Linked DNA regions of Mus musculus: all the other regions are linked to region 7. The links are chromatin loops, found by intact Hi-C in ENCODE. Cell type or tissue: heart. All regions are shown on one strand. Region 1 overlaps Rcsd1 (RCSD domain containing 1). Region 2 holds the start of Mpzl1 (myelin protein zero-like 1). Region 3 overlaps Gpa33 (glycoprotein A33 (transmembrane)). Region 4 holds the start of n-TPagg2 (a tRNA gene). Region 5 overlaps Dcaf6 (DDB1 and CUL4 associated factor 6). Region 6 has its middle 16 kb from the start of Gm46168. Region 7 has its middle 24 kb from the start of Gm51750.

The links. A loop is a pair of places that touch in the nucleus more often than their neighbours do. Peaks named below come from ENCODE experiments on the same cell type or tissue, not always from the same donor. Only the 100,000 strongest peaks of a DNase experiment are listed, where the experiment ranks them.
Region 1: a loop joins it to region 7, with 9 times the contacts of the local background. A loop is called at or near these places in 22 of 42 quality-filtered maps.
Region 2: a loop joins it to region 7, with 4 times the contacts of the local background. A loop is called at or near these places in 22 of 42 quality-filtered maps.
Region 3: a loop joins it to region 7, with 3 times the contacts of the local background. A loop is called at or near these places in 4 of 42 quality-filtered maps.
Region 4: a loop joins it to region 7, with 4 times the contacts of the local background. A loop is called at or near these places in 27 of 42 quality-filtered maps.
Region 5: a loop joins it to region 7, with 2.5 times the contacts of the local background. A loop is called at or near these places in 9 of 42 quality-filtered maps.
Region 6: a loop joins it to region 7, with 9 times the contacts of the local background. A loop is called at or near these places in 35 of 42 quality-filtered maps.

Annotation. Positions count from the first base shown.
Region 1 is chr1:165,656,843-165,660,842 of GRCm38, forward strand. It overlaps Rcsd1 (RCSD domain containing 1), which reads right to left. Exons shown (of 7, transcript NM_178593.3): 4 at 2,531-2,602; 5 at 657-860. Among named protein-coding and RNA genes, the nearest start is that of n-TPcgg2, 17 kb to the left of the region's middle. In heart, a CTCF peak has its summit at 1,958 (motif pointing left); a DNase peak (open chromatin) is centred at 1,989.
Region 2 is chr1:165,632,354-165,636,353 of GRCm38, forward strand. Mpzl1 (myelin protein zero-like 1) reads right to left here and starts at 2,188. Exons shown (of 6, transcript NM_001083897.1): 1 at 1,950-2,188. The coding sequence starts at 2,040. In heart, a CTCF peak has its summit at 2,409; a DNase peak (open chromatin) is centred at 2,248; H3K4me3 peaks cover 3,263 bases; H3K27ac peaks cover 2,840 bases.
Region 3 is chr1:166,151,485-166,155,484 of GRCm38, forward strand. It overlaps Gpa33 (glycoprotein A33 (transmembrane)), which reads left to right. Exons shown (of 7, transcript NM_021610.2): 3 at 1,084-1,300. Among named protein-coding and RNA genes, the nearest start is that of Gpa33, 23 kb to the left of the region's middle. In heart, a CTCF peak has its summit at 2,092 (motif pointing left); DNase peaks (open chromatin) are centred at 2,107 and 2,897; H3K4me3 peaks cover 765 bases; H3K27me3 peaks cover 1,096 bases.
Region 4 is chr1:165,639,316-165,643,315 of GRCm38, forward strand. It overlaps n-TPagg2 (a tRNA gene), which reads left to right and starts at 2,319; the gene lies at 2,319-2,390. It overlaps n-TPcgg2 (a tRNA gene), which reads right to left and starts at 3,027; the gene lies at 2,956-3,027. In heart, a CTCF peak has its summit at 2,256 (motif pointing right); DNase peaks (open chromatin) are centred at 2,336, 2,696, 3,206 and 3,906; H3K4me3 peaks cover 2,839 bases; H3K27ac peaks cover 2,019 bases.
Region 5 is chr1:165,386,798-165,390,797 of GRCm38, forward strand. It overlaps Dcaf6 (DDB1 and CUL4 associated factor 6), which reads right to left. Exons shown (of 19, transcript NM_028759.1): 9 at 3,617-3,736; 10 at 1,861-2,118. Among named protein-coding and RNA genes, the nearest start is that of Dcaf6, 72 kb to the right of the region's middle. In heart, a CTCF peak has its summit at 2,212 (motif pointing right); no DNase peak of the experiment used is centred here.
Region 6 is chr1:165,734,123-165,738,122 of GRCm38, forward strand. No RefSeq gene overlaps it. Among named protein-coding and RNA genes, the nearest start is that of Gm46168, 16 kb to the right of the region's middle. In heart, a CTCF peak has its summit at 2,236 (motif pointing left); a DNase peak (open chromatin) is centred at 2,189; H3K27ac peaks cover 708 bases.
Region 7 is chr1:165,581,323-165,585,322 of GRCm38, forward strand. No RefSeq gene overlaps it. Among named protein-coding and RNA genes, the nearest start is that of Gm51750, 24 kb to the left of the region's middle. In heart, a CTCF peak has its summit at 2,387 (motif pointing right); a DNase peak (open chromatin) is centred at 2,389; H3K27ac peaks cover 1,024 bases.

The DNA.
Region 1 (4,000 bases), 76 kb after region 7:
CGGAGCACCCAAGAATCACGAACAGACGACCATCTTGATGTAAAAGCATGAGGTAGTTTAATGACAGAGCTCCGGGCTGACACATATCTCCCACAGGAGACAGAGGTGTTGACCACATGGTGGAGCCATAATGGCGGAGCTCCGGTTCGAAACGTATCTCACGCAGGAGACAGTGGTTTCGACCCCGAGGCTTGGAAGCTAGGGGTTTTTATAGAAAAGGGGTGGGGCTGGGGGAGGAATTGGCGAGGTTTTACATGATTGGTCCATTTAAACATCAACAGACTGTCAGAAGGGCGGGAGATAGGGAGGCACTAGGCCAGTCAGGACATGTAATGACGGGCCTGCCCGGGCATGTCCTGGCCTGTTCTGCTATGTTCTTAGCCCCAGGTTTCAAAGCTCACAAACAACTCTTTGGGCTATTTGACATAAATTACATGAATAACATGTCTCAAGTTTTATTTCCTTTCAAGCGCATCCCTGCAGCTGGCATTGTGAGACAGCAGACCCCTGCAGCTAACAGCTGACCAATAGTGAGCTTCATGTTCTGTGATGATGGCCCCCAAACCCTGTAGGTGATGTCTTTTTTACAATAGTCGAAAGTTTGAACACTTAAAAGTTTCCTCAGCACACCACAGTCCAAGCGAGCAGTAACTTACCTTATTGTAAGAGGGCAGGTGAGTTCCTTCCGGGGGCTGGTCAAAGCTCACAGGCACCTCTTCTGCCTCACTTGGGTGGGATCGGATGCCGGGGCTACTGGGTGTGGAAGGGGGACTGTGAAATGGTGATACGATGGCCTTGAGTCCGGGACTTTTGGGTGAAGCCCCAGGCAGAAGAGCTGCCGGGTCAAAGGCTAAGTTGGCCTGCCAAGAAAGGGGAGAAGATGAGGGCTTCTGCTGTGTTTGTTCACTGGCTTCACAGCTGGTTGAGGGTAGCTATCAGCAAGCTTGTGTTCATGTCCCCAACCAATCATCCGCTGTCACTTACATTGTGGCTGTTCCAGAAGCATGGCCTACCCGACACCTTGGATGCTCAGATCAGGATGAAGTGGATTCACTATTAGACACGCCCAACAAGAATGGAACTGCCCTGGCCTGGCATAGTGCTGCAAGCCTTTAATCCCAGCACTCAGAAGGCAGAGGCAGGCAGATCTCCATGGGTTTGAGGTCAGTCTGGGAAGTCTAGGCCAGCTGGGGCTCCATAGTGAGACCCTAACTGATGATGATGATGGTGGTAGTGGTGACAACAGAGGAGTGTCGCCACCACCCAACACCTCTCAGGCTCTTGCAGTATCTGGCACCCATGTCATCCCCCCATTAGCCAGGAGCATTTGCTGCTCATAGTATCTGCCATGTGCAGCTATTGCCTCTGCAGAGACTCTACACGGTCAGTGTTGGTCTCCTGGCACATCAGGAAGGTGGCTTAAATCACCTGAGGCTCATGGCAGGCCTCCTTGTCTCTCGAGCCTCCAGGGAGAGTTCTGTCTTTAGAGACAGCACACTGATGGACACGGCAGTCTACAGGGTGTCTGCCCTCCAGTCACCACGATACAGGTGACACCAGATGAACATGGATATAAAGGGACACCGAAGACCAAAGGGAGAGTTACTCAAAGGTAACTAAAGCCTAAGAAATCTACAGATTTGGCTGGGGAACAGGTGGCAGGCCCCAAATCAACCTTACAGATGTTAGAGCAGGAAGGTTATGGAGGGATTACGTGCGAACAGCCCAGACAGGGTGTCACGGAGCTCAGGTTGGCCTTCAACTCACTAATTAGCCTAGAATGACCCTGAACTTCTGAGCCTCCTTTGCTACCTTTAGGGTGCTGGGATCACAGGCTTGTTCCACCATGCTGATTTTTGAGGTGCTAGGAATAGAACTTTGAACTGAATTGGCCTATCTGCACACTAAGCAAGCACTCGACATCACCAGGCCACAGAGTTTTAGCGCCCTCTAGGGGCACACATCTTGCTTCTGCTCTCTGTAGTTCCAATCCCACACAATAGAATCTTTCTGATATAACTGGGCGGGTCAGACGGAGGACCTCCCAGAGAGGGGACTAGGCAAGAGAGGCAGATGGAGCACCAGAAAATCCCACATACCCAACTCCAAATACAGGATCTTTCTCTTAATAGCTGCCGTATGAGCTTTAGCAAATCTAAATACCATTTCTGGTCCTCTATTTGTCCCAACTTTTAGTCCGACCTCCACAATCTTCTATAGATGATTTCTGGTTACTCTCATGCATTGCTTGGTTAATAAATACCCCAAATCACAATATCCCCCCACCCCGCCCCCAGGCAAGACTGATGGCCTTGAGAATCTCTGAAGGACAGAACTGGATGTATAGAAAACTCACAAGCTGAGAAACAGCACTGTTAAGCCCAGGCCATACTTTTTGTTTGTGTTTTTGTTTTTAAGTACCATGTGATAACAGGAAGGAAGGGGCAGCACCATACATGTCACGTCACGTCACGTCACGTCATGTCATGTCACGGGAGTGTGTGGGAAGCAGGATGTGTTCTGCACATACCTGAAGCTTCTCGATCAGGGGTGAGCTCTTCACCTTGATTTTAGGTGGGTGGCTGGCGCCGGATGGTGATTTCTACAGGACAAACAGACCAAAATGACCAAGTGAGCTAGAGGGAGGAGGGCGGAGGGAGGAGGGAGAAGAGAGGGTGGGCTATTAAGCCATCACCGCTTTGGTGCCGTACCACTTACCTCAGGCCTAGAGGAGACAGGCCTGCTGTTCCCACCCCCTCACCTCATCACAAGGAAGACCACGAGTTTGAGCTGAGAAGTCGGGGCAGACATTCATATCACAGGAAACCTCCCATCCCAGGAAGAATGACTTCATTGTCATTAGGAGGAAAAACTACGTCTGTGGGGATCAAGGCCTTCACCTCATGGCCTTCTGCGAGGCAACTTAACAATTGGAGGGAATTTCACAGACCAAAGGCAAAATGGCCATCCACTCTCTGGTCACAAACAAAGCAATAAATCACAGGCTGGGAATGAAATCAGGCAGAGGTATTATTAAAGCCCCTCCATTGGATTAATACTTTGGAAAATTCCACCAACAGCGTGGTTCATATGCCAGAATTTCCCCCAACACTGAATATTCATATAAACAGGCCGATGTGTGTGTTAAGTATCTACCAATCCCACCACGGATTGTGTTAGTTATATGAGGATGAAGGTGATTTAGTTTCTTCCCATAACTAACAGTCAGAGGCTGCTCTCTCTACTATGTATACTCTGCTAATTACTTTTGTGATCAGTGCACACCAGGAATCATTCCTGCTTCCAGATTACATATTTATAAATATGTATAATTCCAGATTGGTGCCTGGTTTTATTCTAAATTCCCACTACAATGCAAGAAGGACAGCAGCCACGTAATGATTAAGGGAGGGTGAAGAAACGGAAAACGCCTTTCAGGTTGATAGACAAGGCCAAGCACGGGAGGGGTTTCTCCAATAGTTTGGGCCACTCCAACCCACCCCTGTCTCCATATATGAGTGTATGGAAACCATAAGAAGAGAAGTACTGCTGATCTCTGGGTAATGTTCTGAGACATCTGGTTATATTATAGTTGTAGAAGAAGAGAGACCGACTCAGCTGGTGTCGACTCCCAGTGTCGAGGGAGAGTATGCTGCAGTGGGGCAGTGGATGACTGGGACTCAGAGACCTGCCTCCTTCTGACTCTGCTTTTGGTGGGCAGATGGATGCCTGTCCTGTCAGGATGTGGTGGCTAAGGCAAAGGATGCTGAGGCCTTCCCTTCAAGCTCTGGGTTGCCATTATCGCTGTGAGTCTCCCTCGTCAGACACTTTGCTGAGGCAGTCAGTCATGGACCCTTTTGTTTCTAGTGAGTGTCAAGATCCTCCTGTCCCAACTGGGAGGTTCTTAATTTCTGGTCTTCACAAGGGAATGGTGTTTTGGAAGTTTCAGCTTTAGAAACTACAGCAAAAATTTTGCTACCAAAGTTCACTTTAGGTGATA
Region 2 (4,000 bases), 51 kb after region 7:
CAGTCTTAGGGTAAAGAATGTGACCCCACGTGACCCCACGTTCCGTGAGTTTCAAGTACTTAACATCTAAGAGGTGCGGATAGATACTTGCTAAGTAACTGAACAGAACTTGAGAGGCTATTCTGGATGAGATCAGTGGTGTGTTCCTGCAGGTCCCAGGCTCCTGGAGGCTGAAGCAGGACTGCTTGAGCCCAGGAGTTGAAGGCCAGTCTAGGCAACACGGTGAAAAGAAACCCCAAAAACAGAAAAGTCAGGTGTGGTATACACCTTTAATCCAGCCCTTGGGAGGCAGAGTCAGGACGATGCCCAGTTCAAGAACAGCCTGTGATAAAACAGTGAGATGCTGTCTCAGAATGTTTTGTAAAAGATGAGCCCTTATGTGTAGTTCCTTCAAATCAGCCCAGACTGGCCTCCAACTCATGTCAATCCCCCTGTCCCAACCACTCAAGTGCTGGGATTTCAGGTGTAAGCCATCATACCTGGCTTCTAAAAAAAAAAGAAGAAGAAGAATGGTTTCTTTTATAGCAGAGCAGGTGACATTTCATTCATAACACAGTCCCTGCTTCTGCAGCTTTTAACACCCTGAATTTAAGATCACTCTGACCGCCCTGTCCCCAACGGCAATGTCTGACATCACACAATTCAGCCCACAATCAGTCTGATAAAGTGGAGTTTGGGTCTGTTCTGTGTTCCTTTGCTTAAACACAAATACAGCCGGCACCAATAGAAAAAAAAATGGCAAAAACAAACAAACAAACAAACAAACAAAAACCCACGCCTTTTCTGTTTCCTTAGGAGAAACAGGAAAACAAAAACAAAAACAAAACAGATCCCATCTGATACATAAAAAAAAAAAAAAAAAAAAAGAATCTTGTCCATTTTCACCTCCAAGCTATTAACTAGGAGCTTAAATGAAAGCTGGAAATCCAACAGAATCTCACCTATACTCCTGGTTCGAGAGACTACTACATTAAGAACTTTTGCACGAAAGAAAGTACTGAGTAATGGATTTTGAACAAATTACATTTTACACAACAAAAGAATGAGTGGGAGGAACCCCCTCCGTGTTTTCTTAGGAGTTCGACCTCTCGGTAACCACTACTTAGCTGAATTCTGAGACAGAAACAAGTACTTTACTTTGAACAACACACAAAAAAAGTCCTGGGGCAGACACTACTTCAGACGCCCCATAAAACAACTCGTCCAAGACGTCATATAAACCGAGCCGGAGCCTTTATCAAAAACTTAAGCCTGGTTTATTTGGTAAGGGCCTGAGAGGGGGGCTTTTAAAATCAAAGTAAAAGCATGCTTTGTAAATGTTCGTCTTGTCAAACTATCTTGCCCATGTTTACCATTAATACGAATTCGACCGAATTCTTTCAAGCCTTTGCATTCTAGGCTAGAAGTAACGTAAATTTCGCCTCTGTGATTTACAGACCCCAGAGATGAAATAAATGAGAGTCTGAGTTTTCAATCATAGAGCCTTAAGAATTGATCTGAGCGCATTCGAAATAGATCTTACCAGGTAAAGGAAAAACACTGGTTTAAACAAGGAAATAAACCAACAAAGGCCCACAGGTGAAAAATCCTGCAATCTTCCGCCATCTCCCAAAGGTGGAGAACATCAATTCCAGAGTCGGACTCCCGGGAGGTCCTGGGCAACTCAGAATCGCCAGGAGGCGACCGCAGGGGACTGGGCGTGAGTGGGCTCCTGGGACTGTCCCCAGGGAGCTGCAAGGTAGGGAGCTCCCTCACCCCTCCCCGCCCCACCCCCCTCGCCCTCTACGCAAAGGGATCCAAAGAAAGAGGTTCCTCGGCTCCCGGCCGCGCTCCCCGGGCGGCGTGCCCAGGCCCCAGAGCTCGCAGGCCGCGCCCCCTCCCCTCCGAGGCGCCCCGAGCGCGCGCACGGCCGCGGAGCCCCCGCCCGACCCCGGCTCGGCATCACTCACACAGCCCGAGCATCGCGGCTAGCACCGACCACAGCCAGCGCCGGCGGGCCGGGGCCGCAATCAGTGCCACGGCTCCGACGGCCTCTGCCATCCTGCTCCCGCCGCTCCGTTCCGCCCGGCTTCCCGCTGCGGTCGGCTGGCTTGCCTTAGACCACACAGCTCTGTCCGGATCGCGGCTGCGAGCGCGAGGACACCTCCACGCCACCGCTCCCCGCTCCCGGCCCCAGTGGCCAACCGCCAGCCTTCTGCCCAGCTCCAGCCCCTGTGCCCGCCCCACTGCTCGCTCATTGGTCCTCCTGGCAACCTGGGAAAGAAGCCATTGGACAACTCGACTCCCTGTCAGCCCCCTCGGGCAAGGCCCCGCCCTCCGGGCCCCGCCCTTGGTGTGATCTGTGCAGCATGCCCGCGTACTGTGCCTCTGCAGCCGCATTACTTTGAGCCTGCCTGCGTGGCTGGTCGTGGGGCTGCCCTCCGGCCCACCGCCGCCAGAGGCTGCCCTCCTCTCTGAGGGGCCAGTCCCACAGTTCTCTTAATGTCCCTCCCCGCGGTCTCTTCCAAGTCCGGATATCATTTCCGACTAGGATCTGCTTGGTTACTCCTGGCCTCACTCACCTAAAGAAAAGCAATTAATTTAGGGACCGGGTGGGGGAGGGGAGGAGTGAAGTGAAGAGAGAGGTGAGGAAAGACTTCCATTCAGTGGTCGAGATAGAAAAAGACCCACCATCTCTTTGACCTTTGCCGAGTATCTGTCTTTGCCTGAACTGGATCATTTGCGTTGCAACATGAGAAGTCTCCATCTTGCCCTAACCTCTGAGCAGGCCCTTTTTTGGCTTTTCAGAGGACAGGAAAGGAATAGGAATTGGAACTCTTTCCCGCCACCTAGATAACCAGTGACTGCACTTACTGTTTGTTTAGCATATCAACGTCCCTCGGCCTATAGATGAAAAGTTAGGACGGAGGCGGTGCCTTACTTCAATTCTGAAAAGTGCCGGCTGCTACTAGTTACCCAGCAAACCCTAAAGAGAGGGAGGATTCTGAGAATGGTCTTCAAAGGGGGAAAAAGGAGGGACCAGACACAAAACAGATTAGAGTGAACGAAGAACGGGAAAATCCAAGTGAGAGTTTGGAGGAGGAAAACAAGTTTTAGGAACAAGACTATAATAGGCGGAGCGTAGTCCAGTAGACCAAAACGCGGCCTCTCCTTTCAGGATTTTGTCAAAAGCCAGTCTTAACAGTGTCCTTCCGATGTTTCCAGTGGCCTAGCCCCTTAACCTTGCAGTAGAGCAAGTTCCTAATTACTAGGCAATTGGAGAAAACCAAGAATGCATATCGCAGCTATTTTGCCTTCCGGTTAGCAGGTCCTGCCCATCGGTGGCACTTTACTTTCAAGGAGCACACATTGGAGTTTTAATAACCAAGAGTTTAGCAGGAAAGTAGAAAGGGCAAGCTGTGGAGGAGTCTGAGAAAGAAGGACTGTCTCAAGTTTGAGGCCAGCCAGCCTAGGCTGCATCAGGAGTTCTAAGGCAGCCTGTGCCACACAGTGTAGACTACCCTGTGAGACTCTTAAAACTTTTTTTTTTTTTTTGTGGCCATCCTTAGGTTATCCTGTGGGCAACAGAAGGGGAGTGGCCACGAAGTCAGATCTGTACTGAGGAGAGCACCTCATGTCTTTAATCCCACCCTCAGGAGACAGAAACAGGGGGCCTTTGAGAGTTTGTTCTACATAGTGATTCTAGGTCTGACAGGATTACTTAGTGAGACCCTGTCTCAGGGGTGGGGGTGGGGAGGAGGCACGGAGGAGCATGCTCAGGCTCATAACATAGGTATCACAGAAGGAAGGCAGCATTGAGAAGTGGTTCAGAAAAAGATCGATGTAGGAAATAGAATCAAGAAAAAGAGTTCTAATTCCTAGACTGTCAACCTTGCCTTTAGGATCAGTTTCTACGGCCTTTTCAGCCAGCTCCTTCCTCCAGGTGAGCGCCTCAGTCCACAGCAGATGACATCTCAGTCATCTACCAGGACCGGTTGTCTAACATCTCCATGATCCGGGG
Region 3 (4,000 bases), 570 kb after region 7:
AGCTGCCTTTCGAGATTCAAAGCAGCTATCAGCCTTCGTAGGAATCGTCCCCCAAGTGGCCAGTCTATGTTATAATCATGAGATACCCTGGTTGCTTGGTTTCAAACTCACTTTTGAGGGAAGAACTCACGGGTTGTATGCCCTGGACATGGTGGACCGACATAATGGCTAGTCACGGTAGAAACAACGCCAGGCAGACCCCAACTGCTCTGCCTGTATTATCAGCTTTAGCTCTCAGCACAATCTTAGGAGATGTATTATCATCAACATCTCCATTTTGTAGTGAGAAAAGAGAGTCTCAGAGCGGCCAAGGCCATTCAGCTAGCAGCAGGGTGAGGATTTGACTGAGGCAGCCTGGTCTGTGCCTGTGGTCTAAGCTGTTAATGTGCTGCCTCGTCAACACCAACGAATAAATAAATAAACAACTTCCAAGGGCAATAGTCAGAACCAAGTGAGCTGGAACTCAGTGGTTAACTAGTGTGGTACCTGGCTTATGGTGGTGCACTGTGGGTGTTGGATGAAGGAAGGGATGGGTGAGAATAAACCATGGGCTGAGAGGGAACCAAGGAGAGAGAGGCTGGTCACAAATGTGAGTGCTGGGATCCGAGCCAGCCTCATTTACACACCGGTATTCCAGGGTGTGTGCTTCTGTGCACACTGGTCTCCCAGGGTGTGTGCCTCGGTGCTGTTTTGTGCTTTTCCTTTGAGTCAGTGTGTCATGCCTCCCAGATTGGCTTAGAACTTGCTACATAGCCAAGGACGACTTTGAACTTTTCCCTCCCTTCACCTCTGGAATGCTGGGATGATCGGCACGCGCCGCAACACCAAGTTTACACGGCACTGGGATCAAATCCAGGCCTTTACGTGTGGTAGGCAAGTACTACCAGCTAAACTACAACCCCAGTCCCTAAAGCTCAAAAGCAAATCTTTAAAAGTCTAAAGTTATCTAGCTAGATAACAAGAGGAATCTACCAGCAGGTACTGCCCTTCTGTTTGACATGTTGTTGGTTTGCTCTGGGGGACGAAGATTGAGTCAGGGCAGGTCTACACCAGGTCCTGACAGACATTTCCTCTTTCTCTCAGGAAAGAGTGGTCACCTGGAATTTTGTGACAAAGAAATACATCTATGGGAACCGTTATGAGAATCGAGTGAGAGTATCTAACGATGCTGAGTTGTCAAATGCCTCTATCACCATCGACCAGCTGACCATGGACGACAATGGCACCTACGAGTGCTCCGTGTCACTGATGTCGGACCAGGATGTCAACGCCAAGTCTCGAGTCCGCCTCTTGGTCCTTGGTGAGTGTCTCTGTCTTTTCCTGTGGGAGGAGGGTGGGCAGAGAGGCGCTGTCAGCAGCAGAGCCATGGTTCTGTCTCTCCCTCTGTCTCTCAAATGCTCTCCGGGGGTTCTCGGTGGCTAGCAGGGTGTTTCTGAGGGCAGAGGTGTGGCTTTGGAGTCACCCCTTGCTCCCGTTGCTCGTTGCCCTCCATACCAACTCTTCTTTCCCCTTCCAAACTCATTACTGAAAAGAAGTGAAGGGGATCCCCCAAGCAATACACGGGTTCTCATCTTGTGTGGCACTCACAGGGCCAATCGTGACCCCCATAGGTGACTCTTTCCCTGCTCTCAACTCTGTTCCACACCAGTTTTTCCACCCTTCCTCTAACAAAGGCACAGTCGCCAACCAATGGGAAGTATGTCCCAGGATAGCATCCTTTTCACAGGAGAATTTGTTGGAATTTATAGTTTTGGAGAGGCGAGGAAACTCATCTGCTTTAATTTCTGAGTAGGTGAGGCCCACAGGAAGTAATTGCCTCAAACCAGTTACTGGGATTGCTTTAATGAGAATCTAGTCTATGTGCAGTGTGAGCAAGGCCCCACTTCTGGGAGGTAGCATCTCTGTGCATCAAAACAGAGGATCCTTTTTCCTCTTTTTCCTTTACACTACTTGGCAGAAGCTCTTTTAAATTGTATGTGGTAGTTGTTGGACTCATAGAAAGCCTTATAGCGTGTCAGACTACACTGCGGTTATCAACTAATGCTGCCTAAAGAATAGGCAAGACCTCTTCCACCCCGCCACCATGTGGCAACCAGTGGTAATGCAGGCAGGCGTCTTAGACTTCGCCCGGCGTTCTCCCAACGCACACCACACACTCAGACACTTTGCTCTTTCCTGTGAAGACGTGAGATATTATAAAGCACTTAGCAAGTTGCTTCTTGACAGCGCACCGTGAACACCTCAGGTTTCAACGCTTTTTTTTAGCTCTTGTTTGAACAAGCAATACTACAATATACCCCTTTATCTCACTTTGTGTAGAGGTATGAATAAAAATCATAAGTTATATATACATATGAGGATTATATATACACAGACTTGTATAACATTTGGGTTCTTTAAATACCTGGCCTGCCTTTTTTGACAGAGGATTTCAAACAAATGGCAAGAATCGGTGTAAATCTGAAACCTGATTCTGCTGGTCCTCCAACCAAACTCCGGCCCGTACATCAAGGACCACCTACTTTTAAAGACAATCAGATTAACCCGAAGAGTTAAGGCTACACGTTTAATATGAGAGTATGGAATTCGTTGAAACTAACCTCTTGCTTTAAAAAAAATTACATGTTAATAAACCCAGCAATATTCTTTGTGAAAAGTTTTCTTTCTCGGTGTCTATATAACTAGATAATTTTTACAAGAGAATGACTTTAATTATACGGGGCGGCTCATTCTGGGGAGGCTAGCAGGAAACTCCGACCTTAGCCCCGGGGAGCTAGCCTTGTCTAGCTCACCTGCAGGAAGCCCCTAAGTCAGAAGACTCAGCAGCCTGTGCGGCAGGTGTTAAATCCTTGTCCTGGCCTCTGGCGCCCCCTGACGTCTTCAAAGGGAACAGACGGCATCTGAGAGGCTTTGAAGCCTAACACATCCCCTCCCACCCTCCATGGCCTCTCCCTCAGTAATTACTCAGGTAACCTTCTGTTTGTAAAACAGGCCACGTGAGAACAAGACCCTCTCCCTTGTGAGTTTCTGCTCCCTCGCCAGTCCTCTTGGCTCCCGCCCGCGGGCTCTTTAAACTAGATCTAACTCGAGATCCCGGCTGTTTGTGATTGGGGCGCTGAAGATCTGGAGAGAGAGGGCCCGGGTGTGCCTGGCACAGGGCCCGCAGGAAGTTTAGAGCCTGTGGTCAAGGGCCTGGAGCGAAAGATCTCGACTCAGTCCTCTTGAAAGCATATCTCTCTTGCTGGCCATCACCCTGGCGGGCAGTTTCTGGAGTTCCTGTTCAGACCACACCCAAGGAGTGGATGAAGCAGGTGCTAGTTTTCCAAACAGGCGCCTTTGCCTTTTACGCCTCAGCAGTTGGTCTCTGGCACTTTCCTTCCCACTTCTGTCTGTATCCGACAACTCCACCCCGCCCCGACCAACCAACCAACCAACCAACCAACCAACCAACCAACCAACCAAAAACTAGCTTGGGGGGTGGGTGGTGTCCCTCTGCTATTCCACCACTTAGTCTAATGAGTGTATGGGAGTTTGCCGCTGCGCCTCCTGCTAAAGGCATGCCTGAGAGTGAGGTTGGCTAGGTAAGGGCCCTGCAAGGTTCTGGTGTGCGGCCCAGGAGGGAGAGAGAACCACAGCAGGAAGGAATGCTCAGAGGGTAGGTTCGCCTCCCCTTCACCGCCAGTCTCAGGTCTGCTAACTCCCGGGCGGGCGGGCAGGATGCTGCAGGAGCCTAAGTAGCCAACCTCTGGCAGGTGTTCTGCTCACCTGCTCCTGCAGGCTGGCCTTTGATCCTCAGGAGCTAGGGTTTTGTTTGGCGATTCGGGAGTGCCTCTAATGTGTCCCCGTGGTTGGTGGTTACCATCCGCCCCATACCTGGCTGGCCCAGCTGTGTCAGCAGATGCAAGGCACTCTTAATAATAGCCTGCTTATTTCCAAGAAGAAATTATGCAGCTGCTGGAGTGGAAGAGAGGAGTCGGGGACAATTCCTCTGACAACTTCC
Region 4 (4,000 bases), 58 kb after region 7:
CCTCTAGGCATAGCGCTCCGTGTGGCTGGGATAAAATGTCCCTCCAGCTTCAGACTCCCTGAACACTAAAACCATCCACATCCTGTTTCACAAGGACTTCATCCTAAGGAAGGAAGTGCCCCAGGACTGGACTACAGGCCGCCCTGGTTGGTTTTATATTGCTATGATAGATACCATGACCAAAAGCCTACCGTCTATTGAGGGAAGCCAAGGCAAGAACTCATGGAACCTGGAGGCAGGAACAGAGCCAGCGACCATGGAGGAATACTGCTGAAGGGCTTGCTCCTCACGGCTCATTCACATCTGTTTTCTTCTACCACCCAGGACCACGTGCCTAGGGGTGACACTGCTCAAAGGGGGCTGGGCCTCCTCAGAGCGATCATTAATAAGGTCAAGCCTCGCAGACGTGCCCACAAGCCAATCTGATGGAGGCAATTCCTCAACTGAGGTTCCCTCTTTTTAGGTGACTCTGGTTTCTGTCAAATTGACGAGCGCAAACCAGCACGGACGCATCACATTCCTTCTACCAAGACAGGAAGCTTTTCCACCAGAAGGCATCCGCTACTATGAATCTTTCTATCATCAGTCTCGTCCGTCACTGCTACGATAGATAAATGAGATGGTCTAGTATCTGGAATGTAGAGAGAAAAGGACAAAACTCCTTAGCTGGCCATGGTGGCTCACACTTGTAATAGCAGTGTGCAGGAGAACAAGGCCAGTGTGGCTGCAAAGGTCTGAGGATGTTCTAAGTTCCAGCGGGCTGCCCTGGATGGGGAGAAGATGCTAACTGCTAGCTCTGGTGAATTCAAGAAGAAATGGACAGCATAGACTTTTAGTTTGTAAATACTAAGGGATTACGTTGTTTTAGTAATAACCGCTTCTTCCTTTAGGAAGTAGAGGTTTCTTTGGTGTCGGGGCACATTTTTTTTTCTCCCAGTTAGATTTTCATGAATAAACTATCCTGGCATCCAGAACTCATTAATATTTTAAAGAGTATTCTCAGAGTTCCTGCCTGGAGCCCTAAGAATTAAAGACTCAAGTTAGGACAGTTTCAAATAAAACAAAGGGCGGAGCCTGCATGCTAGAATCCCAGTGCTGTAATTTTTCTAGTGTCAAACCCTAGGGGGAAATTTTTTGACAATCAGGGTGAGGAACCACTGTGTGCCAAATGCTTGCTGGCTGAATGAGCAAGGTGCACTGTTGGACGCCAAGGACAGGACATGACTGAGTCTGTTGAGGATAGCCCACTGCCTGTTATTTCCTACCCCTTTAGCTATTTGGTAGGATGGTGATTCTCAATTATGCTTCCTCAGAGTACCAAAGTGTATATTGATAAGGAATTTGGGACAAATTGTAGTCACTTAGAATTACTGAATATTATCCTAAATGTCTATCATAAGCATCAAAGAGAAATGTTTAAAGACTTAATATAGTTAAGAAGCTATGACTTTTTTTTTTTTTAAATACAGAACCAAGGAGCCAGGCTCTTCTTCATATTGTTTCAATTTTAGCAAACAGTGTGAACTGCTGAAGAAACCACAGGCTGTGACTTCTTCATTGCTAAGGATCATGGGCAATCAGACCACAACTACACAATTAGTTGCCACTTAAACAATAGATTTAAGTTTGGTATTGGGTATTTCGCCCCCCAAGAAATTATGGGAGTCAAGTGTTGCAACTCAGGCCCGGTTTGATGAATGCTTTTAAATAAATTAAATTAAAAATATAAAAATCACAGCCATTGCGAGGCAGAATTCGGTGGGGTTCTGTGAGTTGTGTCCAGCCTGGTCTACATAGTGAGTTCCAGACTACTGAAGATTGTATAGTGAGACTATACTCTAGTAAAGTATCGGCTTTAGTATGTCAAAGGATTCCTCCATGCCCATGAAATTTGGAGTTTGGAATTTACCAAAAACCTGAACAGCTTTACGGACAGGTGGGGATTTGAAGAGGAGTGCTTTAAAATATGTCATGCCAAGGAATGGACGATTTCATCGAACCCGCCAAGTGTGAAATAGTGCAACATTGAAAACCCAGTAACTGGCATTTGCCCAGGGAATGTTGTCACACATAGCTTATTAGCCACAAAAACAGATTTCAGGTTTTCAAGATAATAGGTCAGCATTAAACTAGTAATGATATCGTTGCGCTTTCTGGCTCACTTAATTGTCAAAGAATAAAACAGAGAAAAGGGAAAATTAAAATTGTAACATATAAACCAAAGAAAATAAACGGTACTATATATGAATGATCACACGGGGGCGCCAGCTAAGAATTTCAATAGACCTTTATGATGACAGGAGAACCAGCTACACATCGGCTCGTTGGTCTAGGGGTATGATTCTCGCTTAGGGTGCGAGAGGTCCCGGGTTCAAATCCCGGACGAGCCCTGTAGCTTTTTAATTTTTCTTTTTTTTTGGTTGATACGTTAATGCACAGAAACCTAAAATTGTTCCTGAAAATCAAACAACAAAAACACCAAGCACACTTTACACTAAAGTAACAATAAAAGGAATAACGTGGAAGCATAAAAGTTTTCCAGTCACGTCCTTTGCCTCGCTTAATCCGATCGAAGCGCGAGTGTAGGGACCGGGGAGCTTGGTAGTTTGCAGCCGGGTTTAAACCACCGTGCCTGGGCTTCTCCGTCGTGAAGCGGGGCTGCGGCTTCCAGGGATCCTGGAACGTCGCAGTGCCAATCCCCGACACTCATGCCACGTGTGTGAGCGTCCGTCCGGGTCTCCCAGGTTTCTTCATTGGGAGTGTGTTTCAGTGCCCTGCCCTGCTGACCCACACGGAGGTCAGCTGGTCCTTAGCTTTTGAAAATAAAATAGATGGACAGCCGAGTTCAGAATAGTTTCACTGGGATCTTTGGATGAGATGCGTGAGAAAAATGAAACAACTTTAATTTTCAATATGTAAATTTTTTTCACGAAAAGAAAAAAAAAAGTAAAACCAGGGCTCGTCCGGGATTTGAACCCGGGACCTCTCGCACCCGAAGCGAGAATCATACCCCTAGACCAACGAGCCGCTCTCGGTGACGACGCTCTCAGGGCCTCCCTTAAGGCTTCCGCGGGGCTGACCTGGTCCGGAAACCATCTCGCGCGAACAGTTCTTTTGGTTCCGAGGCTCTGGGGCCCGGAACCCCTTCCCGCCGGGCCGAAGAAGGCCGGGAGGACGCGCCTTTGCCCAGAGGACGGCTCTGGAGCCGGATTGCGGGTGCCGCCCGCTCACAGCGGAACCGAGCTGGGTTCGCCGACGGGCATCCGGTCCTCGGCCACCGCCGGGAACCGGCTTGGAAGGGATCAGGCCGGAAGAGAATCAGTGCCTGAGGCCCGGAGCGCGGCGAGGGAAGGGAACGCGCCGCAGCCTTGCTCAGGGGACGAAATCTTGGGGTACTAGGAGCAGTGATCTTCCCCGAAATTCCAACTTATTAAGTAAGCAGTTTGTACTGAAGCCATTTGATGCTCAGTCCCTGAACCACTCCTGTTGTCCCCTTGTGCAATGGAAGGGACAGAGGTCCAGAGACCTTGTGGAGTTCCCGGAAGGACCCCCGCGCTCCTGGAAGGAGGACCATAGGGGCTGGAGCGGGGAGACGGACTGGGGTGGGGTGGGGGAGTGGGGGCACAATGGCAGTGAGGCAGATCTCCCTCCGGCAAATCTGAGCCTTAGGTCCTACTGTCCGGCCCAGCAGTACTCCTTACTCCAGGGTCTGAGGCTGGTCTCTGTCCCCAGCCAGGCGTCGAAACTGGGCTAGCCTTAGTCCCTGCTCTCTCCTACCAACCTTCACGCCTCACCATGCTTAATGCATTAGGGTAGGATTGTAGCCATTCCGCGTTTTCAAATCCTTTCTTCCATCCTCAGGCTACCATGGATTCAGTGCATATGTCCTTTGTCCTGTATCCTGGTCCGACTTCTCAGAGAGTCCAGCTGGCGTGTTTGTCCTCTCATTGGCTCGTGCCAGCCTCTCGGCTCCTCCTCCTCCATCCCCCCCACCCCCCCA
Region 5 (4,000 bases), 190 kb before region 7:
GTCCTTCCAGATGAGATGTCAGGCTGTAGGATGATGGAAGGGTTACTGCCGAAACAGCTGTAAGTGTAATCTATAGCTCACACCAAATCATTCTCCTCAGAACTGGTACTCTTTTAGACCCGGGAAAATATTCTACCATAGTGTGTAAAAGTTAAGCAACATTCTCAATCTACTAATTCAAAAACAATCCCTTTCTTTAAAATTTTTATGGACAAAGGTACCAAATAATATTCAAACAATGATCATTTGGCCGTCACAAAAGCATTCTTCAGCGCTTAGTCTATCAGACCTAAAAGGCGTTCAGCAGCTTAAACCTGGTATAAAAATGCACAGCACAGCTAAGAAAAAACATTTCTTAAAAGGCTCCAAGAATATTTAACTCACAAATGTATTTAAGAAACAATTGGAACTAGTTAAGATTCAATACAACTTACAACTAGTCTACAGAGTCTTTTTAGCTAAGTTTTCTCAATAACTTAGAATTGCTTACAGACTTTCAGAATATTTGCAATAACACTAGCACTTTTAAAAAATCCCGATCTTGAACCTTACAGAGGACCTGGATTCAGTTCCTAGCAGCTGCGTGGGGGCTCAAAACTGGGCTAACTCCAGGCCAAGGAGGCTGATGTTCTCTTCTGGCCTCCTCAGGCACAAAGTGCAAATGTGCATGGGCAGGCAATATAGACACAGAAAACAAAAGTAAGTATTTTAAAGTTTTTCTTATCTTTACTAATTTCACTAGTTTGGGTCTACTTTCAACTCCTTTGACCCTGTTTCTCAAAGCATTCCAAGTATTTTATTTTCCCTCAAGCTGAAATGCCATGTGAAATGTGAAAGAGATGGCTTTCTAATTCGGCTTTAGCTTACTGTTTTGATAAACTATACACAGTGTTAACAGTTATGCAGCTAACTCTATTATTCCCATAGAAAGTGAATATTAATTATCAAAAATGAAAGATAATGATCAAACTACTTAATTCAAATACCCCATTATCTGGGATCTAGCATCGGTGACAACTTGGAGGTGAAGCTGTTAGGAAACTGTCAGAGGTCTTACTTTAGGTACCAGCATTAATACTAACTATATTCCTTGATACTATTTTTGTTCTGTATTAAGTAAAATGCCTCCTTAGAAGAATTTAAAAATAATAGACAAATGATTTTTACTATATTTAAAAGTACACAGTTAAAATTTCAAGTAGACTATATATTTACTGAAATTATTGTAAATAGTATATTCCATAGTTGGGGTGGGAAAAACATGAGAAGTTACTGTACTGAGAGAAAAATGTGTTAACAGATTTTATGAACTGATATTTTTGACTAACATCAAGTACTATAAAGATAAAGAATTAGTAAGATAATTCTTTTTCATAAATATAGTAGGAAAATAATTCTTCTGGCAAAGTATACTACATTTTTGAGAAGGGACCACTGCAGGTTCACTATTTTCAATATACTCAAAGTACTTAATAATTTGAAGAAAAATTGAAAATATAAATACAATGGAAATAATAATAATGAAATATATTTTCTTGTCATTTTAATAGAGATCTAGAACAGTATTTTGGTTAATAATGGTTTGTAAAATAATCTTTCAGTGTATTACACTATGTCAAAATACTACCTGCTATTACCTTAAATAAAATTACCTTATATAAATTAAAGATTCACTATTTGTAAAAATTCATGAAAACTAGACACGCTTGAATTTTGTGTTTAAGTTTGCTTGTATATTAAAAATGATTTTGGTTACTTATTCCAGCAAGAAGTTACTGTGATTTACAATCTTTCAGAACAGACTAGGTGTTCCTCGGTGTTCAGAGATCAGCACATGAACTTGAAGAATAGCATCCTCACCTGACTGATGATGTGCATGGTGTCCAGACGCCTCAACAGACTGCCTCGGTTCACTGTCTGGGCAAGACAGCAACGAGCTGGAACGAGGGCTTTCTATGGCGGCTGTGGCTGCCTGAGCCTGAACTGGATCTGTAGAGGATGTAGAAGGCTGAAGAAGTGCAGCTGGCATGTCTACATCCATTGCAGTTTCACACACTTCCAAATTAGGACTTGATGGAACCGTAGGAAGAGTTGAAACATCTGGCTGATTTGTTCCACCTTCAAAAAAGCACATGTTAAAGCAAACCCAAGTTTCTAAAAGATCTATTCATTTTAAATTACATGTGAGTGATCTGGTGACATGAACCTAGGTGCCTGCAGAGGGCAGAAGAGGATTCGGGATCTCCATAACTGGAGTTTCTGACAGTTGTGAACAGCCATGTGGATTCTGGGAACTGAACTCAGCTCACCTTCAAGAGCAGTGAGTGTTCTTACCAACTCTTAATTGCTCTTGATCCATCTTCTCCAGCCTCAAACTCAAATTTCAAATGCAAAAAATAAACACAAAACAAACCTCTACAGAAATATTCTGAAAACACACAGCAACATAAAATTTCAGTGTTCTAGTCAGTCTATGTCAACTTGACACAAGCTAGAGGCTGACAAAAAGGGAGCTTCCGTTGAGAACATGCTTCCATACGAGCTAGCTACAAGGCGTTTTCTTCACTAGTGATTGATGGAGAGGGTCCAGCCCATTGTTGGTGGTGTCATCCCTGGGCCACTGGTCCTGGTATTTTAAGAAAACAGGCCGAGCAAGCTAAGAAGGGCAAGCTAGTAAGCAGCACTCCTCTGTAGCCACTGCATCAGCTCCTGCCTCCAGGTTCCTGCTCTGTTTGAGTTCCTGTCCTGTCTTCCTTCAAGGATGAACAGTGATACTAAAGAGTAAGCCGAATAAACCCTTTCCTCCCCTGATTGCTTTTGGTTATCACAGCACTAGAAGCCCTAACTAACACACTCAGTGTATCAGTTATGGCCACTGGTGGTTTGGTCCACTTAATCAAACAGTCTAATCAACAGGGATAAGAATAAATGACATATTCTTGTGAAAATAATCAATCTTGGGCCAGAATGATGGTTAAGCAGGTAAGGAAACTTGCTGACAAGCCGGACTGAGTTTGGAAACTGACCTCCACATACACACTCACACATATATACCAAGTTGTTTTCTGACCCCCACATGCATACTCACACATATACACACATCAAAGAGATAGATGAAAAATTTTAAATAATTACTTTTTCTAATTATATACATACACTTATCTTTAAAGCTTTGCAGACTTCCAATTTTCAAAGTGTATTGATTGGAAAGGGACTTAAAATTAAAAATCTTTTGTTTTGTGTATTTTGAAATTTTGGGTCTAGTGGAATCAGAAGAGAGTTATGACTACATTGGTTACAAAATGCAGTTCGGTTATCAGTTAGATAATATCAACAAAAACTATCTACCAGCTGGGTGTAGTGATGCACAACTTTAATCTCAGGACTCAGGAGGCAAAGGCAGAAGATCTGAGTTCAAGGCCAGCCTCGTCTATAGTACATGTTCTAGGACAGCCGAGCTACACAGAGAAACCTTGTCTTGAGATGCAAATAAATAAAGTAAAATAAAATAACACGCGGACCAGCCACACAAAATCCAAAAACAAAAAAGAAAAAGCAGTTTTGCCCTAAGCAGTTTTACCAGCTCTCTAGTGATTTAACCAGTAAGACAAATTACCTCTGGGCCGAGGTCTTCCTCTTCCTCTGTTGCTTTGTGCAACTTCACTTGCTTCTTCAAACCACCTTGATAACATATCAGACATTCTCTGCATCAGTGACACATTGGGACTTTGCTCTCCTATTACAACATAAATTTTATCAGTAAGTTTAGCAAAAAGTCAGGATCTTTAAATAATACAAAAACCTAGATCTGTAGATCTGAAGGCCTAGAAATCTAAAATTCTAGAAATTAAAAATTAAATTGCCTAAGTAATTTTACATGAACAGATAAAAAGTTATCAGAGTCCCATCACATTTTATAATAATTACATGAGTAAGTACCCATGGGTCTCCTCTCCATCTATGCCTGTTCCTAGGTAACTTTATATCTCCCACTCTTGCT
Region 6 (4,000 bases), 150 kb after region 7:
GGCCTTTTTGTCTTATTGACAGTGTCTTTTGCCTTACAAAAGCTTTACAATTTTATGAGGACTCATTTGTCAATTCTTGATCTTACTGTGCAAGCCATTGCTGTTCTGTTTAGGAAAAAAATTCCTTAATTTTTTATTCCTGGTACCACTACCACAATTTACAGGACAATATGCCTGATGTAATGAAGAGAAAGGTACTGTTGTACCAGATAAAAGGCCTCGGGGATATACATCTAATTGACACTACATTGCATTAATAAACAGCTGCACATTTTGCAAACTACACTATGATAGACCTAAGCTTCCTGTTTAAGTTGCAGTGATGTTTCTGACTATGGATCATCGCTCCCTCTGTGGCAGACTTTTACAGTTCCTCTAAGGCATGCGGAACAACTATCTCAAAGTAACCTATGGCTTTCCTGACAACCCCTCACTTTCTCTCCTGCTAAGAACTATAGCCCTTTTCTACTGTTTGTAAAACCTTCTGCTACCAAGTCCACCACTTCTACCATCAGACCTATAGCCACTGCCATGGGGACTGCCTGAGCTTCTTCCACCAAAACTAACCCACCCCTGGATCCGTGCCATTATCCACTCTAAGTTCCAAAGTCATTATAGTTCCTACCACCACCACCACCACCACCACAGTCACCTCCACCAAAGTTCCCTCCATTGTAACCGTTACATCCTCCTCCACCACCTCGGTCTCCATATCCTGGTCCACCACCATTGCCTCCTCTACTATTGTAACCATGACCACCACCACAGTTACCACCATCACCTTCAAATCCTTTATATCCACCATCACCACTTCTGTAACTACCTCTGCAGCCACCATCTCTGCCACCATAGCCTCCTCTTCCACCAAAGTTTCCACCAAGACCAAAATTGCCTCCAAAGTTTCCTCACTGACCCACAAAGTTGCCACATCCTCCTCCCCAACCCTCTACGATCCTGCAGACTGCATCTCTCCTTCGCAATTATGCCCATTGACAGACTCTTTGTGGTCAGCAGGTGCATCTCTTGTTTAGAAACAGCTCTTTCCACTTCACAATTACACCCATTGACAGTGTGGTATTTCTGAACAATTTTATCAACTCTGCCATGATCATCAAAAGTTACAAAAGCAAATCCTCTTTTTTTCCCCACTCTTTGACTTCTATGATGTAGATGGCTTCTGCCATACTTTTCAAAGTAGTCTCTTAGATTATACTCTTCTGTATTTTCCTTTATACTACCAACATTTTCTTTCACTGTTCAACAAGTACCATGGCTTTTGGCCTCTCTAGAAATGGCGCCTCGGTTCCACCCCAGTCATCAGCTTTGGGAGGGGGGTGGGGGGAACACTCACCGCAGCATCAAGAGATAAGGTCAGGAGCCTTAAGCCTCTGGAACGTCTTGTTGGGGATTCCTCATTATCACACAGTCTCTAATAGTGCCCCGTTTCTCAAAATGTTCTCTTAAGTTATTTGTGGTTCCGAAGCTCAGACCACCAAAAAACAGCTTTCTCAGCTGCTCTGGTTCCTTTGGATCATGGCCTCCATTTTGAGTCCAGACGTGCCTCTTCCAACGCGAATTCCCCTGTTGGTTTTCTTTGGTCCAGTAAAATCCGTGCAGTAGAACACAACCCACTCACTTGCTTAACGGTGGTTGAGTTCACTGGCCCTCTGTGTTCTGAGTCCCTGGCAGGTATGACGTGCTGTGACCCGATGCTTCGGATGGATACTTGTGTGGGCCCACCACAGCATCATGGGATGACACTTCCATTTTAAAGGTTTATTTATTTTTATTTTATGTTTATGAGTGGTTTGACTACCTATGTATGGATACCTTACGCATGTAGTGCTTGCAGAAACCAGACGAGGTTATCAGATCCTCTGGAACCCTCCATGTGGATACTGGGAATCAAACTTGAGTCTCGGCCAGAGCAAAAAGTGCTTTTAACTGCTGAGCCATCCGTACAGCTCCAATACTTCCGTTTTAAGCCAAGAAATATTCTAGGTCGTTTATCTTTTATTCTAGTTTAGATCCTGAAACTGATGTTTTGACAATACTGGTTCTGTCTCTGCACAGACGTCCTTGTTTGGGGAGGCTCCAGCTACAGTCTGGACTGGAGTGTCGAAACATGCCTCACTGCGGAAACCTGCGACTCTGAGACAGCAAACTTCTCCCATCCATGAGTTCACAGATCATTTGCAAGACTGTTGCAAGCTATAGAAACAGCGCCCTCTTGTGACCAGAGCATGCCACACAGTCTCCAGAGAAAGACGCTTCAGTCTTAGAACTGTGGCGATCTCTGCCCCCACAACTCACTCTCATTTTTCTTCCCTTCTCTCTTCCTGTATTTATTTTGAGGCAAGGTCTTGCTGTATAAATATAGAACTCACAAAATAACTCAGGCCGATCTCAGATTCAAACTCATTATCCTCTTGCCTCAGCCTCCAAAGAGCCAGGATCATAGGTTTGCCCCAAGTCTGGCATCCCTCTGTTTCAACAGTGTTCAAAGTAAGACTGGTGACGTAATTCCGAAGCAAGGTTCATTAAAGCATCCGAGAGAGCAGTCAGTCAATCCCAGGGAGGCTACTGTCTCCCTGTTTCCAAAGTAGAGTCTAGACCTGCTTAAAATGTTTAAATGAGCGAGCCACACATTCTCAGGAAATCCATCAAACAAAGATTTATTTCTCTTGACTGGGCTTTTGATAAACGTGACAGAATGCAAACATGCAATCTCTTGATAAAGGCCCTGCTGCTGACAAACAGTAAGATTGCTGTCCTTTAAATAAATGAGAAGGACGAAGGGACAAAACAGCTCAGAAGGTTTAAAAAAAAAAAAAAGGTCCTTGCTGTCGGAGCCTGAAGACCTGGGTTGAGGACCCAGTTTCAACACCTGGTGATCCCATGTTAAACGTTAGAGACAGAAGCCCTCATCTGTAACCCCAACGTTCCGTTTGAGAGATGAGAGCTGGTGACAGAGCTGGCTGGAAGCTCTTAGGCCAGCTAGCTAGGAGTACTCAGCTTCACTCCATCAGAGAACATAAGACAGAGCCTGCATCGATAAGGTGGAAGGAGAGAGCTGTCTCCCCAAAGCTCTCCTCTCGCCGGTCGCGTGCGCTGGCATTTGAGAAAATTATTTACCTAGATGCATGACTCACAGTGCCAACTTCAGAAGAAGAAAACTCAACAGAAGGAGAAAACTAGGCCCAAATCTCCTGTTGGTGCTACTGGAATCTTTTGATACCTCATCTCACAATGTAGCCCAGGCTCGCCTCGAACTTGATAGCCTCCTGCTTAGCCTCTCAGAGAGCTGTAGCTACAGATGCTCCCAGCACGCCTGGCTTCCAAGTCCCTTTGAGAAAAAGAGTCAGTGAATCCTGTAGCTCGTGAAAGAAAGGGAGACATCAAAGGGATTCTCAAACAGCAGTGTTCTGGGACAGCCTTTATTTATTATAGATGCAGCCTCACCCACAGATCTGACGCCATTAATCTGGGCCTGAGGAATCCACCCCCTCCAGAAGGAAGCTGAATTTTCAATAACTGCTCAGGGAATAGTTTAGAAAGGGGATGTTGCCACAGCAAGTCTGTGATGATTTGAGCAGGGTAGAGAAGTGAGATCAGATGCCATTGCTCACAAGGACAAACATCTCCGAGCAAAACGCCTTGATATATGTTTATTTTAAGCTGTGGTTTCTTTCTTTTTAAAAATAGACTATCTTTTATTTATTCTTTGACAATATCATACATGTAAACAATGTATCTTGGTTGTATACATTCTCCCCCCTTCCTTCTCACTACCCCTAGGCATCAGGCACCCCAGCACACCCCCTCCCTACTTCAAGTCCTTTTTAAAAAACTATTGTCTGTAAGAACCAATGTGATTTTAGAGCAAATTGAAGCCACCAGATCCGTTAGGAGTTTATGTGGCCTTGTGTGGTTTGGAAAGCATCGATTGCCTAAGACAAAGGTTCCTCCTTCCTTTTTTGTTACCATATGTGCTGTGCTG
Region 7 (4,000 bases):
GTGAGAAGTGGCCATGGACCTTTACTTTGGGGATAGCTATGTGTGTGAAGTCACTGTAGCCTATCAATTGACTGGAAGATAACCCCACACTTGCTATCTCACTTCCCTGTCTATAAACAGAAACAGTGATAAATAGTATGGGTTATGCATCCCTAAGGCAAAGAACCTAAAATACCCCTAGATAAGAACTGTGTGGAATGATATTCAACGGTAAAGTCGATATTTCCCAATCTGAAGAACTCCAAAGTGCGAAACCCATCTGCATCCTGGACTCCATGACTGGCACCTCTTTTTGGAGTTTGTGGTTATTATGGTTGGTTTTGAGGGTGACACGCTACTTTTTAGGACACAATTCCAGCCAAGGAAATAAGTAGGCTAACTAGATCTTCACCATTCCTGCTCCTTCAAATCCAGTCCCCCACCCCCACACACACCAACCCCCCACTCCCCAGCCCCGTGGAACACCTGCTGCAGCCTCCCTCCCACCTCACCCCTGTCTCCAATGGACCCCACACATCTTCCCATCCTAGCCTCCCTTCCCCTCCTTGTTGCTTTACCTCCCGACTGTGGCAGGCATTGCCAGGGAAGCCACAGGCCGCTCAACCCAGAAAAAGGAAGCAGGCCAAGTGCAGCTTTTCCCCTCCATCCCTCCAATCCAATCCCCCAGCCCTGCAGCAGACCTCCTGCTCCGGCCTCTTCTCACTCTCTGCCTCCATTCTCAAGGACTAAGCAGATCCTGATAGAATGTCCCCTCCCCCAGCCTTCCTCCAAGCCATCCCCATTCCTACGTGTCAGCACCCAATCCCCAGAAGCACATTTTACCTGGACCCCCAGTGGCCACACCTACCAGAACCCCAGAGGAATTTCCCACCAAGCAACACACACCCATCACACTCAGGGCAACAGAAACCTAGGAACAAAACACCCACCCAACAAAGACTGGACCATATATCGGGACCTAGAATTGTAACCTTCCCAATCCCAGATGCACAAAACTGCCATAGCAGCCAGGACAATATACCTCCACTAGAGGCCAGCAGTCCTGCCACAGAGGCTCTAATATACCAGCATATCCGCAATCACAAGAAAAAGGCCTTAAAAACAGCCTTTATGAATATGACAGAGGTCCTTAAAGAGGAAGTGAATAAATCCTTTAGGGAAATCTAGGAAAACACAAACAGTGGAAGAAAATGAATAAAACAGGTCATGACCTGAAAGTAGAAATAGAATCAATAATGAAAACCCAAATGGAGAGAAATCTGGAAATGAAAATTTTAGAAACTCAAACTGGAACCATAGAGGCAAGCTTCACCAACAGAATACCAGAGATGAAAGAGAGCCAAGCACGATGGCGCAGGCCTTTGGTCCCAGCACTTGGGAGGCAGAGGGAGGCAGATTTCTAAGTCTGAGGCCAGCCTGGTCTACAGTACAATCATTTACGATAATCAAGTAGGCTTCATCCCAGAGGTGCAGGAATGGTTCAACATATGTAAATTGATCAATGCAATTTACCATATAGATAGTCTTAAAGACATATACTCCATGATCACATTTGATGCAGAAAAAACCTTTGACAAAATGCAACAACTCTTCATGATAAAAGTACTGTGAGATCATGGATACGGGTCCATACATCAACATAGTAAACATCATAAAGCACACAGCAAGTCCACAACCAACATCAACTTAAATGGAGAAACTCAAAGCAATTCCACCAATATCAGGAACCAGACAAAGCTGTCCTCTCTCTCCATATCTGTTTAGTGTAGTACTTGAAGTCCTAGCTAGAGCAATAAGACAACTGAAGATGATGGGGGAAGGGGGATTTAAACTGGAAAAGAAGTCAAAGTACCTTTATTTGCATGTGATATAAGTGGTCCTAAAAATTCCATGGGGCCTGCAGCTAATAAACATCTTTCAGAGGTAAAATGAATTCAGCACCCTACCCAAGAAAGAAAAGAGGGAGCCAGGCAGTGATGCTGCACGCCTTTAATCCCAGCACTTGGGAGGCAGAGGCAGGCGGATTTCTGAGTTCGAGGCCAGCCTGGTCTACAGAGTGAGTTCCAGGACAGCCAGGGCTACACGGAGAAACCCTTTCTCAAAAAAAAAAAGAAAAAAGAAAAGAAAGAAGAGAGAGAGAGAGAGAGAGAGAGAGAGAGAGAGAGAGAGAGAGAGAAAGGAAGGAAGGAAGGAAGGAAAGAAGGAGCGAGCGACAGACTGAAGTAGAGAAGTCTACGGTGAAGTTTAGAAAGCGTATGTTCTACATGTCTGGGCCCAGGTACATCTATCTGATTTTACAGATGACCCATAGGTTTTACAGGGATGCTGAACTTGGTTGCTGGTCTTGGCTACGTCACAAGCCCTGGGTTTGGGCGCATCTTCGATGTGGCCAGCAGATGGCAGCACTGGACTTGGCTGTGGCCTCAGGAGCCTTTTCCAGCAGAGCTCTGAGCTGTAGCTTCTGCATGTCTCACCCACAGGAAGCTTCCACCAAGGTGCTTTCTGGAGCAGCCCGCCCAGAATTATGTTTAGGAGAAAGATGTGATAGGTAATCCGTGACGACTTTAGGAACAGAGAAGAGAAGCATTATCTTTGTGGGTTTTGTTTGACCCCACCCCCACCCCCATGCACCCTTGAACCTTACCTACTCTGAACTCCTGTAGAGCAAAGATGCTCTACATTGTCTATCTAGCACTGAGCCCAGAGCTAGGCATATAGTAAGTGTTCGGGAGCTGTCAAGTGATGGATGTATAAGGAATATTTGCTCTTGCTCTTTCTTATAGCGGCCCTAGGGACCTGGTATTTATTCAGTGAGTGAAATGATGGTCTCAGGCCCTGTACCATGAATACAGGAATGAGCCAAGAAACAATCCAAACCGTGGCATATGACATAGACCTGAAAACTCACTGGACTGGATCCAGCGGTTGAGTCTATGCCCTTGAGGGAAAGCTCTTTGTGCCTCAGTTTCCTGGTTTGTAACATGGAGATTTAATCGTAGCATCTTAGTCTTTCTGTAAGGTGGTGGTTGTGTGTCAATGCTGGCAAACAAGCAACTAAAATACAGGGCACCTGCTGCACACACCCTGATGTGGCCTTTAGAAAGCTGGTGGGAGCTAGCTGGGAAGAGGTGTGAATCGGACAGAAGGCCTTCCCAGGCCAGCACACAGCATTTGGTCCTGGAACTCTGGAGCACTGGGTCCCCACCCCCAGACACCAGCTGGTCTGAGGAGACCCACTGAACAAAGGAGCCTTGTGGGCCATCTGGCTTTAGGTCTGGGACCCATCAACACCATCCAAAATAGGAGTCTCAGGATGACCACTGAAGGACATGTATGGACCATATTTCTGTTTTAGAAAGTCTTACGGTCGGCTTTTATATGTGGTACTAAGGATCTAAGAATCAAAGGATTCACACTGGCTGAGCAAGTATTCTCCCACTGAGGTGGATCCTGCGTCCAAGGCCACCCAGGTTTCACCAATCACTCTCAGAGATGGAAGAGATCTGGGCCAAGATAGACACAGGCAAATCGTGTCACAAGCTGGAATTAGGGTGGCCTGCCAAAGAGAAGTGATTGAAATTTAGGTCAGGGGTGCTGATCTGCCGGGTAGTAGGAGACGGAATACACTGATATCAGAGGTGGGGGAACTTTTCTGGAAGGGTACTCAAAGAATCAGATACAGCTAGTTGTCAAGTGAACAGGGGGCTACAAAGTTGCGAGGATATTGCCATTGCTCGCTTTGCCCCTGCACGAGAAACCCCGGGTTTTCAACCCTAAATCCCACCTTCCCTGGAGCTGCTTCCTCATGTTAACGGTAGCAGCCTTTGCTCGTCATGATTTTACTGTGTGTAGCAACCCTGGCCGCTTTCCTTTGCTATATTACCCTACAGCTCAGCCTGGAACTTTGTAGTCAGACTGATCCTCAAACTCCAAGAAATTCCCCTGCCTCGGTCTCCTGAGCGCTGGGCTTATCATGCATGGGCTGTCTCACCTGGCTGTC